Regions from separate parts of the Homo sapiens genome. Here region 2 is linked to region 1. The links are chromatin contacts, found by Hi-C or POLR2A ChIA-PET in ENCODE. All regions are on one chromosome and are shown on one strand. Each heading gives the region's core, a stretch centred on a gene start or an enhancer-like site at or near the end of the contact. The rest is flanking DNA. Distances are from core to core; before and after follow the strand shown. Region 1 holds the start of PTGER1 (prostaglandin E receptor 1). Region 2 overlaps TECR (trans-2,3-enoyl-CoA reductase).

What was found. Hi-C counts contacts between places; a loop is a spot of excess contacts on that map. ChIA-PET counts read pairs that join two places held with the same protein, here RNA polymerase II (POLR2A). Pooled maps may share reads with other maps.
Region 2: a loop to region 1 is called in a map of naive thymus-derived CD4-positive, alpha-beta T cell, with 6 times the contacts of the local background. The contact joins the enhancer-like site here to the promoter of PTGER1 in region 1. A Hi-C loop is called at or near these places in 1 of 168 maps with a recorded cell type or tissue (naive thymus-derived CD4-positive, alpha-beta T cell) and 7 of 50 pooled maps. POLR2A ChIA-PET finds 5 or more read pairs at or near these places in 6 of 52 experiments (Caco-2, H1, HepG2 and 3 more).

Annotation. Positions count from the first base shown.
Region 1 is chr19:14,473,008-14,478,036 of GRCh38, reverse strand. It overlaps PTGER1 (prostaglandin E receptor 1), which reads left to right and starts at 2,683. Exons shown (of 3, transcript NM_000955.3): 1 at 2,683-2,775; 2 at 3,700-4,658. The coding sequence starts at 3,717. GIPC1 (GIPC PDZ domain containing family member 1) reads left to right here. Exons shown (of 9, transcript NM_005716.4): 9 at 1-275. RefSeq lists a silencer at 1,131-1,613 and an enhancer at 2,030-2,698.
Region 2 is chr19:14,548,706-14,553,734 of GRCh38, reverse strand. The region is part of intron 1 of TECR (trans-2,3-enoyl-CoA reductase); the gene reads right to left. It also overlaps a transcript of DNAJB1 not described here. Among named protein-coding and RNA genes, the nearest start is that of NDUFB7, 21 kb to the left of the region's middle. RefSeq lists an enhancer at 1,555-2,054. Within about 2 kb of position 2,179, at least 23 of the 41 ENCODE cell types and tissues checked have a DNase peak (open chromatin) inside an H3K27ac peak, as active enhancers do.

The DNA of each region.
Region 1 (5,029 bases), core at 1,434-3,933:
GTTTCCTGACGCAGGGAATACAGGGGAGAGGGTTGTCCTTCCCCCCAGCAAATGCAATAATGCCCTCACCCCTCCTGAGAGGAGCCCCCTCCCTGTGGAGCCTGTTACCTCCGCATTTGACACGAGTCTGCTGTGAACCCCGCAACCTCCTCCCCACCTCCCATCTCTCCTTCCAGGCCCATCCCTGGCCCAGAGCAGGAGGGAGGGAGGGACGATGGCGGTGGGTTTTTGTATCTGAATTTGCTGTCTTGAACATAAAGAATCTATCTGCTGTTGGACCTGTGTGGCTTCGGGGTGGGAGAGGGGGAAGATTGGGGCTGAGAAAGAATTCAGCAGCTGAAATCCATCTTCCGCAGGCTCCAAATTGAATTAGGAGCTGGCACCAAGCCACCTGCCCCCTCCCACTGTTCCTTCTGGCTGCAGGCCACCAGGCTTCCAGGCAGGGCCAGAGCTTCCTGGACTACTGAGGGTTCAAATCCTGCCCCCTCTCCCACAAGGCCTCCTACCCCCTGGAGCTTCACAAGGCTGCTGTCTGCAGCTGGTGACAACCCCCGGACCGTGGGGAGCACCAGGGCATTGAAACCTGGCTTGGAAATAGAAAGATGGAACCTCAGGCCTGCCAGAGCCCCACCCCTACACCGGGAGGTTGGGGGCAGGCGTGAGGCAGCCCCCACCCCACCCGGCCCAATGCTGGACACGCAGGCGTCCATGGGGCACCCTGCTTTGTCCTAGACATAAACCCAGCATACTTGTTTTGACAACCCACTCATCTTCGAGGATTGAGGGTGATCAGGGAAAGGCGGGGTGGGACCCTGGCCAGACCTGGAGGGAAGGGAAGGGATTGAAGCAAGGGGCGCTGGGCCAGAAGGCCCCACAGGAATGCTTGGGGGTGAGCCGAGAGGCTGTGGGGAAGTCCGAGGCCAGCTTGCAATCCTCGTTCCAAAAGGCGGGCGGGCACTGGGCCACCAGGAAGAGGGGAAGGGGGAAAAGGGGAAGACCCTGGGGGCTGGGTGTTGGTGGACAGACCCGGGTGGAGTCGGGGAGCCGCAGTCCTGGTGACTCAGGGCATCCCCGGGCACCTGTGGGCTCCTCAGGTGTCTGTGCTGGGAGCCGCTTGCGGTGGTGAAGGGGTGTGGCTATGTGTGTCTCGGGTGTTGGGTAGCACTGTGAGTCTATCAAGAGTGTTGATGGCTCGTGACGCAATGAGGGAGGGCTGTGTCGTGGGTAAGGGATGTGATAACCGGCTCTGTGTTCCAGGGCAATTGCAGGTGTAACTGGCAGTGTCTGGTGGTGGGGAGTGCAACGGAGTGACTGTGTCTTGGGGTGTCCCGGGGTGTGGGGGTGTGTGTCTTAGGGTGCTGTTTCTGGGGCAAGGAGGGGTGCTTGGCTAGGCCTTGGGGTGTTCAGGGGTGTCAGGGTATGTCTCGGGGTGTTGCTGTTTCCTGGGTGGGGGTGCTGGCTAGGTCTAGGGGTCTCTAGGGGTGCAGGTGTGTGTGTCTCAGGGCGTTGCTGTTTCTGGGTGAGGGTGGGGGTGGCCAGCTAGGTCTCTGGTGTCCAGCGGCGGGGGGTGTCACTTCTTGTGCCTTGGGTGTACGGAGTGTGCTGGTGGGGCCTGTCTGGGATTGTTGAGGGGTCATTGAAAGTCAAACAGAGTGTGGTCAGGGGCAGTTTTGGCAATAAGGAGTGTGTGTGCGTGTGTGTATCTCTCGGGGTGCCAAGTGAGACCCTATTTCCCAGCACTAAGGAGGGTGGTTCGGGTGATCATCTCAGAGGGCTGCATTTTGGGGTGTTGGGAGGGGCTGGAATTGAGGCAGTAACTCTGGGTGCGTCCCGGCGCTGGGGGTAAGACCCTGAGTTCAGGGATGTGGCGGCAGCAACCTGGCTGTGCTGAGATGGGGACAGGATGAAACTGAGTGGTAAGTGACAGGATTGTATGTCTTAGGGTGTGAGGCTGTGCCAGTGTGACCCTACTTCTCAGGGCAGGAGGCGAGTCTTTGTGTCTTAGGACGTGTGTCACAGGTGTCACTCAGCCCATCTTAAAGGAGCCAGTCACTGGGGAGAGTCCCCAGGTCGCCAGGCCTCCTGGTTCCCCTGCCCCCTTTCAGCCTCCTCCCAGGATATGACTCGCTGTGGCCCTAGCCGGGGCTTAAGCCCCTGTATAAATAGGCGGATCCCCTGGCCAGGCTGGGCCTGACCCAAGCTGGTCTACCCGAGGCCCTGCCCACCAGCACCCACCCCGACATCCACGAAGGCTTTGGCAGGGCAGGGGGGGCATTGCTGGCCCCACAGAATTGGAGTTAGCCTCTCTAGCTCCAAAGCCCCAGGGAGGGGGGCAGTGGCACCCCCTGCAGCTGCCCCAGCCCGCCCCAGACGACGCTCACATTTTCCAGTGTTTAGATTTTATCCGCTTTATTAATGAGGCAAGAGGCCCGATCCTGGGGGGGAAGGGGGCTGCTCCCGCCCTGCTGGGAGGAGGGGGTCACATGGGGCCAGACCAACTCCAGGGAGCCTCACTCCTCGTGGAGGGAGCCGCTGGGGCCCAGAGTGGCCCCCGCCCATTGCCAGGAGCAGAGAGGGGGGTCTCTGCCACTCCAGGCCCCCAGCGGGCGTGCGCGGGGTGGAGCGGCCCCTGGAGGCCAGCAAGGGCGGCGGGAGGAGCTGAGGAGCCGCCCCAGGAAGAGGGAGGGAGGAAGCGGCTTGCCGGAGAGCCAGGGCGCAGTGGGCGGCAGGGCTGAGCGGCCGGTGATGGGGACCCCACATCCCAGGCAGTGCCGGGTAAGGGGGTTGCACATGAGGGTCCCTGATTGGGGAGGAGGAGGGCATGAAGGGGTGGGGCCATGGCCACCTGCTGTCCGTCCTGTGTCCCCGGGCTCTTCTCCCTGATCTGTGCGTCCCTGTCTTACCGTCTGTCCATCCTCCCTTCCCATCTGGCCTGGTGGGCAGTTCCGCCCTTTCAGCCCTCACCACCAGGATATCAAAGAGTGGATGGTCGTGGGGCCGCCTCCAGGCCTCTGGGGCAGGGATATGGAGTGGAACCGTGGGCACCCAGGGTGAGGCAGAGGTGATCGGGGTAGGGCCTGGCGAGAGACCGCAGTGGAGCAGAGGCAGGTCCATGGGGCAGGGGCAGAGATGGGTCCATGGCACAGATGTGGCTGTGCCATGTGGGGTCAGAGATGGGTCCATGGGGGACAGGGACATGGCCGTGGGGAGAGATGTGCCCGTGGTGGTAGAGATGGGGCTGGGGCATCGAGGATGGGACTGGAGTAAAGCTGACATGGGGAAAGTCAGGTAGGGCCACAGTGGCAGAAATGGGTGAGAGCTATCAGATGGAGCCACAGGCCCCAGGAATTTGCTGGGTGTAAAAATGGAAGGTGGGGGTCGGAGGCACTGGCAGAGATGCCTGAGGGCGGGGCTGGGGGGAATCTTGCAGGAAACCATGAAGGGCAGAGAAAGGGCCAGTGGGGTTAGAGGGAGGCCCTGGAGCAGGAGATGGGGTGGTGAGAGGCAAAAGAGAGGGAGAAGGGTTTCCAAATGGAGTGGCCAGGTCATTTGGAGTTGCCCATGGCAACTGCCATGGGCAGAGGGGCCGCCTGAGAACGCCATGGAGTCAAACAGGCCCTGATGTTCTGAGATGGCACCGTGGGCTGGTCCCCGCCCGGGCCCAGCCAGCCTCACTCTGCCCTCCTCTCCTCTATCCAGCACCCCTGGCGCCTGACATGAGCCCTTGCGGGCCCCTCAACCTGAGCCTGGCGGGCGAGGCGACCACATGCGCGGCGCCCTGGGTCCCCAACACGTCGGCCGTGCCGCCGTCGGGCGCTTCGCCCGCGCTGCCCATCTTCTCCATGACGCTGGGCGCCGTGTCCAACCTGCTGGCGCTGGCGCTGCTGGCGCAGGCCGCGGGCCGCCTGCGACGCCGCCGCTCGGCCGCCACCTTCCTGCTGTTCGTGGCCAGCCTGCTGGCCACCGACCTGGCGGGCCACGTGATCCCGGGCGCGCTGGTGCTGCGTCTGTACACTGCGGGGCGCGCTCCGGCCGGCGGGGCCTGCCACTTCCTGGGCGGCTGCATGGTCTTCTTCGGCCTGTGCCCGCTGCTGCTGGGCTGTGGCATGGCCGTGGAGCGCTGCGTGGGCGTCACGCGGCCGCTGCTCCACGCCGCGCGGGTCTCGGTCGCCCGCGCGCGCCTGGCGCTGGCCGCGGTGGCCGCGGTGGCCTTGGCCGTGGCGCTGCTGCCGCTGGCGCGCGTGGGCCGCTATGAGCTGCAGTACCCGGGCACGTGGTGCTTCATCGGCCTGGGTCCCCCGGGCGGCTGGCGCCAGGCACTGCTTGCTGGCCTCTTCGCCAGCCTCGGCCTGGTCGCGCTCCTCGCCGCGCTGGTGTGCAACACGCTCAGCGGCCTGGCCCTGCTACGCGCCCGCTGGCGACGCCGCTCCCGACGGCCTCCCCCGGCCTCAGGCCCCGACAGCCGGCGTCGCTGGGGGGCGCACGGACCCCGCTCGGCCTCCGCCTCGTCCGCCTCGTCCATCGCTTCGGCCTCCACCTTCTTTGGCGGCTCTCGGAGCAGCGGCTCGGCACGCAGAGCTCGCGCCCACGACGTGGAGATGGTGGGCCAGCTTGTCGGTATCATGGTGGTGTCGTGCATCTGCTGGAGCCCAATGCTGGTGAGGGGCGCACCGGCCCCTCGAGCCACGCTCCTTCCCGCTCCCTCTCGGCACCCTCCCGCCCTTTGTCGTCCCAGGACACCTGGGGCCTCCATCCTGGACTCAACCAAGGCCCCGGCCCCTAGAGGCCCCACCTGCCCCGAAAGCCAGCATCGCCTTCTCCATCTGACCTCCCATCCTTCCTCCTAGCCCCCCTCTCCTCTTCCTTTTTGGGGTCTTTGTAGCGCACCCCGACCCACACAAGCCTCCTCTCCTGCCCCACCGTTATAAGTCGCCGCGCTTCATTCCCTAGTCCTTTCACCCAACCCCCTTGCTTTTCCTCTTTCCGGGACACCTGAGACTCCTCTACGGCCGGACCCCCACCCACTGAA
Region 2 (5,029 bases), core at 930-3,429, 76 kb before region 1:
CCGGCCACCTCGCCCCCATCACCTCGCCCCCATCACAAATGCAGAGACTCCGGCACATTCATCTGGACTCCGGCTCAGCGGCTCAGCCCTCTCGGCTCCCTTTCCTTCCCACTTCCAGAAATATCAAGTCAACCTGCTAATGCCAGGATGGCTGAGAAGACCTAGGGCTCAGCTGCCAGGAACCCTGCACAGGCCACACCTGCTCGGCCAGAAATACCACCTTCCCCAGTGGCCTCAGTGTATGACCTCGTTTCTCAGTGGCACCCGGGGGCGGCTGCACCAGCCTCCCCGAGGCGCCACAGTGGAAGCAGAATGTCACCCAGGGTGGGGAGGAAGGGCTGAGAGTGGCTGACCTCCCACTCCCAGGTCCCTGGACCGCTCTGCTCCTGTCTTCTACCTGTGCTGGCAAGACGAGAGGTGCCAGGGTCTCAATGCCAATGTCTCTGGGCTCTCGGATCCGAGGCCAGGGCCAGGTGCAGAGGCAGCGGTAGCCCGGGACCCGGAGAAGCTGGAGCTGCTGTTCCCATCCAGCAGAGCCCCGAGCGAGCAGGTAGCAATCCAGCCTTGGAAGATGGTCATCGGACGCACGAGCTCCTGGCTTGGGCGAGCAGCCACAGCCATTCATAGAGGATGAATATGGCACAAGACAAACACAGTGGGAAGTTGGAGAACCTGGGTCTCAGCCCTGGGCCTGCCCCCCATTCTCAGTGGTACCCACAGCCTACACCCATCCCTGCGGTTGTGCCCTCAGGGCCTCCGAGGAGCACTGGCCCACCCAGAGCGACGCTGATCTCGCCCGTTTCATTCAGACGTGACATCTATCAGATGCTCACCCTGTACCTAGGACTATGCTGAGACTGCCACCCAGGCCTCACCCAGGCCCTATAAGAAAAAGACTGGGCCGGGCGCAGTGGCTCACACCTGTAATCCCAGCACTTTGGGAGGCCGAGGCGGGTGGATCACGAGGTCAGGAGATCAAGACCATCCTGGCTAACACAGTGAAACCCCGTCTCTACTAAAAGTACAAAAAAAGTTAGCCGGGCATGGTGGCGGGTGCCTGTAGTCCCAGCTACTCGGGAGGCTGAGGCAGGAGAATGGCGTGAACCCGGGAGGCGGAGCTTGCAGTGAGCCAGAGATTGCGCCACTGCACTCCAGCCTGGGCGACAGAACGAGACTCCTCTCAAAAAAAAAGAAAAGAAAAGAAAAGAAAAAGACTGTGATGCCTGTTACGTGGCTTGGAAAACTGGGGCTTGGGAACGAGGAAGCCCTCGCCCAAGGTAAGTAGCCTGGAAGTGCCCATGTGAGTGTCCACCCAGCTTGCTCAGGCCCAAAGCTCCTACAATAAAATAATGCCTCCATCCTAGAGAGCAGGGCTATGTGCAACAGAGAAAGGAAAAGGCAGGCCGGGCACGGTGGCTCACGCCTATAATCCCAGCAGTTTGGGAGGCCAGACTGGGAGGATTGCTTGAGCCCGGGAGGTCAAGGCTGCAGTGACCTATCATTGCACCACTGCACTCCAGCCTGGGGGACAGAAGACACGCTATCTCAAAAAAAAAAAAAAAGAAAAAAGAAAGAAAGAAAGAAAGAAAAGAAAAAGGCCAGGCGCGGTGGCTCATGCCTGTAATCTCAGCACTTTGGGAGGCCAAGGTAGATGGACTGCTTGAGCCCAGGAGGTCAAGGCTGAGTTATGACTGCACCACTGACTGCACTCCAGCCTGGGCGACAGAGCGAGACTCCATCTCAAAAAAAAAAAAAGAGAGAAAGAGAGAGAGAGAGAGAGAGAGAGAGGGAGGGAGGGAGAGAGAGAGGGAGGGAGGGAGGGGGAGAGAGAGAGAGAGAAAGGAAAGAAAAAGAGGAAGAAAGGAAGAAATAAAGAAATAAGGGTAAAACCAAACAAAAGAAAAACAAAAACAAAAAAACAAAAAACCCACCACCCTGGATGCGATCCTCCAGCAGACACCAAGAACTGAGCCTCTCTGCCTGGCCTGAGGACCCAGCCCGCTGGCCTCTGCCCCACAGCCTCACACAGCCAGGCTGTACCAGAGCAAAAGGTCTATCAGCAACTCATACCACAGCGGGGCCCAGGCAGGGTTTACAGCTGTGGCAATGCCTCCTGCATGTTTTCCTGTCACTAGCTAAGACAGCCAATGGGCCTAGAAAAGCAGGGGCGCGTCCTCAATGCTGACTGAGAGGCACTGCCACAGGGGGCGGTGTCAGACCTGCCTTGCCTGTCTGCTTCTCCAACTAGTAAATGGGTGTGCCTGCAAGACCATCTAACACAGGGACTGCTTAGGAATTAGGGAATTCCTGCAGCCTGTGCAACATGTCAAAACTCCTTCTCTACACAAAATATAATAATTGGCCAGGTGCAGTGGCTCACGCCTGTAATCCCAGTACTCTGGGAGGCCGAGGTGGGTGGATCACCTGAGGTCAGGAGTTCGAGAGTAGCCTGGCCAACATGATGAAACCCTATCTCTACTAAAAATACAAAAAAATTAGCTGGGTGTGGTGGTGGGTGCCTGTAATCCCAGCTACTCAGGAGCCTGAGGCAGGAGAATCGTTATGAACCTGGGAGGTGGAGGTTGCAGTGAGCCGAGATCGCACCACTGCACTCCAGCCTGGGTGACAAAGCAAGACTCCATATCAAAAAAAGAAAAAAAAATAGTGTCTTTGCAGATATAATTAAGGATCTTAAGATGACATTATCCTGAATTTAAGGTGGACTTAATAAGAGAAAGGAGTGTCCTCATAAGTAAAAGGAGCGGCCGGGTGTGGTAGTTCATGCCTGTAATCCCAGTACTCTGGGAGGCCAAGGTGGGCAGATCATCTGAGGTCAGGAGTTCGACACCAGCCTGGCTAACATGGTGAAACCCTGTCTCTACAAAAATTAGCTGGGCATAGTGGTACGGGCCTGTAGTCCCAGCTACGGGGGAGGCTGAGACAGGAGAATCGCATGAACCCAGGAGGTGAAGGTTGCAGTGAGCTGAGATCACGCCACTATACTGCTGCATGTGCAACAGAGCAAGACTCCATCTAAAAAACAAACAAACCAAAAAACTGACACTCCTGGCCGCTGGGGCCAGCCCTCAAGGAGCTCCAGTGTAAAGGCCAAACACTCAACTCCCCAGGTCCCAGACCCCCAGGGGATGGTCCAGAACTGCATCCCTGCACCCACAGCTGGGTGGCAGTTGGGGACGACACCTGGGTCTCTCTCCAACTCAGGGCAGGAAGGCGCTGTCGGACCAGGAAGCTGGAAGGGGGCCAGAGGCTGAGCCCTGCAGATACAAACTGACTGGAGGAGCAGGAGGAGCTCATCCGGGCCAACCCCCGACTGCCCGAGTCCAGCAGACAGGTTAGTCCACCCCCATGAGCTCAGCTTGCCAAAGAGCCTAGACTGGGATCTACGTGGCAGGCTTTATACACGCGGCGGCAGCTAACACCACCCGCCCACTCACAACCAGCCAGGCACGGAGGCTCATCCTCAACACGAATCATCTCCTTTACAATGTATTCATCCTCTTTTGCAGGTAAGGAAACTGAGGCTCGTTTGTTCACTGACACATGCCAGGCCCTGTTAAGGACTGTGGGGTTCAGCTATAGAAGGAGAGACAAAAATCCCTGCTCGCATGGAACTCACATCTTGGCAAAGAAAGAGTGACAATGAAATAAATCGCTATATGTAATATGTTCAAAGGTGACGTGCGACATGGAAAGAAGAAAGAAAGGAAAGGGGACAGGGAGTGGCAGTTGAAGGGGGCAGGTGTATAGTTTATTTTTTTTATTTTTTTTTTTGAGACAGAGTCTCACTGTGTTGCCCAGGCTGGAGCGCAGTGGCACAATCTCGGCTCACTGCAACCTCCGCATGCCGAGTTCCAGTGATTCTCCTGCCTCAGCCTCCTGAGTAGCTGGGATTACGGGTGCATGCCACCATGCCCAGCTAATTTTTGTATTTTTAGTAGAGATGGGGTTTCACCATGTTGGTCAGGCTCGTCTCAAACTCCTGACCTCGTGATCTGCCCGCCTAAGCCTCCCTAAGTGCTGGGATTACAGGCGTGAGCCACTGCGCCTGGCCTACAGTATTTTATAAAGAGGCCAAAAGCTGAGTGCAGGTCAGGTACGCTGGCTCATGCCTGTAATCCCAGCACTTTGGGAGGCCAGGGCAGGAGGATCACTTGAGCCCAAGAGTTTGAGGCCAGGCTGGGCAACATAGTAAGACCCTTATCTCTACAAAAACTTTTAAAAACTTAGCCGGGTTAGGGGGCCAAGGAGGGCAGATCACAAGGTCTTCAAGACTAGGAGTTCAAGACTAGCCTGGCCAATATGGTGAAACCCCATCTCTATGACAAATACAAAAGTTAGCTGGGCATGGTGGCGCATGCCTGTAGTCCCAGCTCCTTGGGAGGCTGAGGCAGGAGAACTGCTTGAACCCGGGAGGCAGAGGTTGCAGTGAGCTGAGATCGCACCACTGCACCCCAGCCTGGCGACAGAGTGAGACTCCATCTCAAAAAAAAAAAAAAAAAAAAGTCCAATTAAAGGTTGTGGAAATAATTCTGTGAAGGTAATGATGGCTTAGACAAATGGGTCAGCAAACTACAGCCGATAGGGCAACTCTGGTCTACTGCCGGCTTTTGAACCGACTAAAAATGGCTTTAACTTTTGTTTTATCTTTTAAAAAATACATGACGTTTTTACCTTTTTAAGCGGATGGAAAAAAAAAATCAAAGAAACCTATTTCATGATATGTGAAAATTAAATTCAAATTTTGGTGTCCATAAATAGAGTTGTATTGAACACGCCATGCTCACTGGATGTCATCTGTGGCTGCCACAGTGGTATCACTGCTGCTGAGATGTCTGAGATGGTTGGATGCGGTGGCTCCCGCCTGTAATCACAGCACTTTGGGAGGCCAAAGTGAGCAGATCACTTGAAATCAGGAGTTTGAGACCAGCCTGGCCAACATGGTGAACCCGTCTCTACCAAAATACAAAAATTAGCCAGACGTGGTGATGCGTGCCTGTAATCCCAGCTA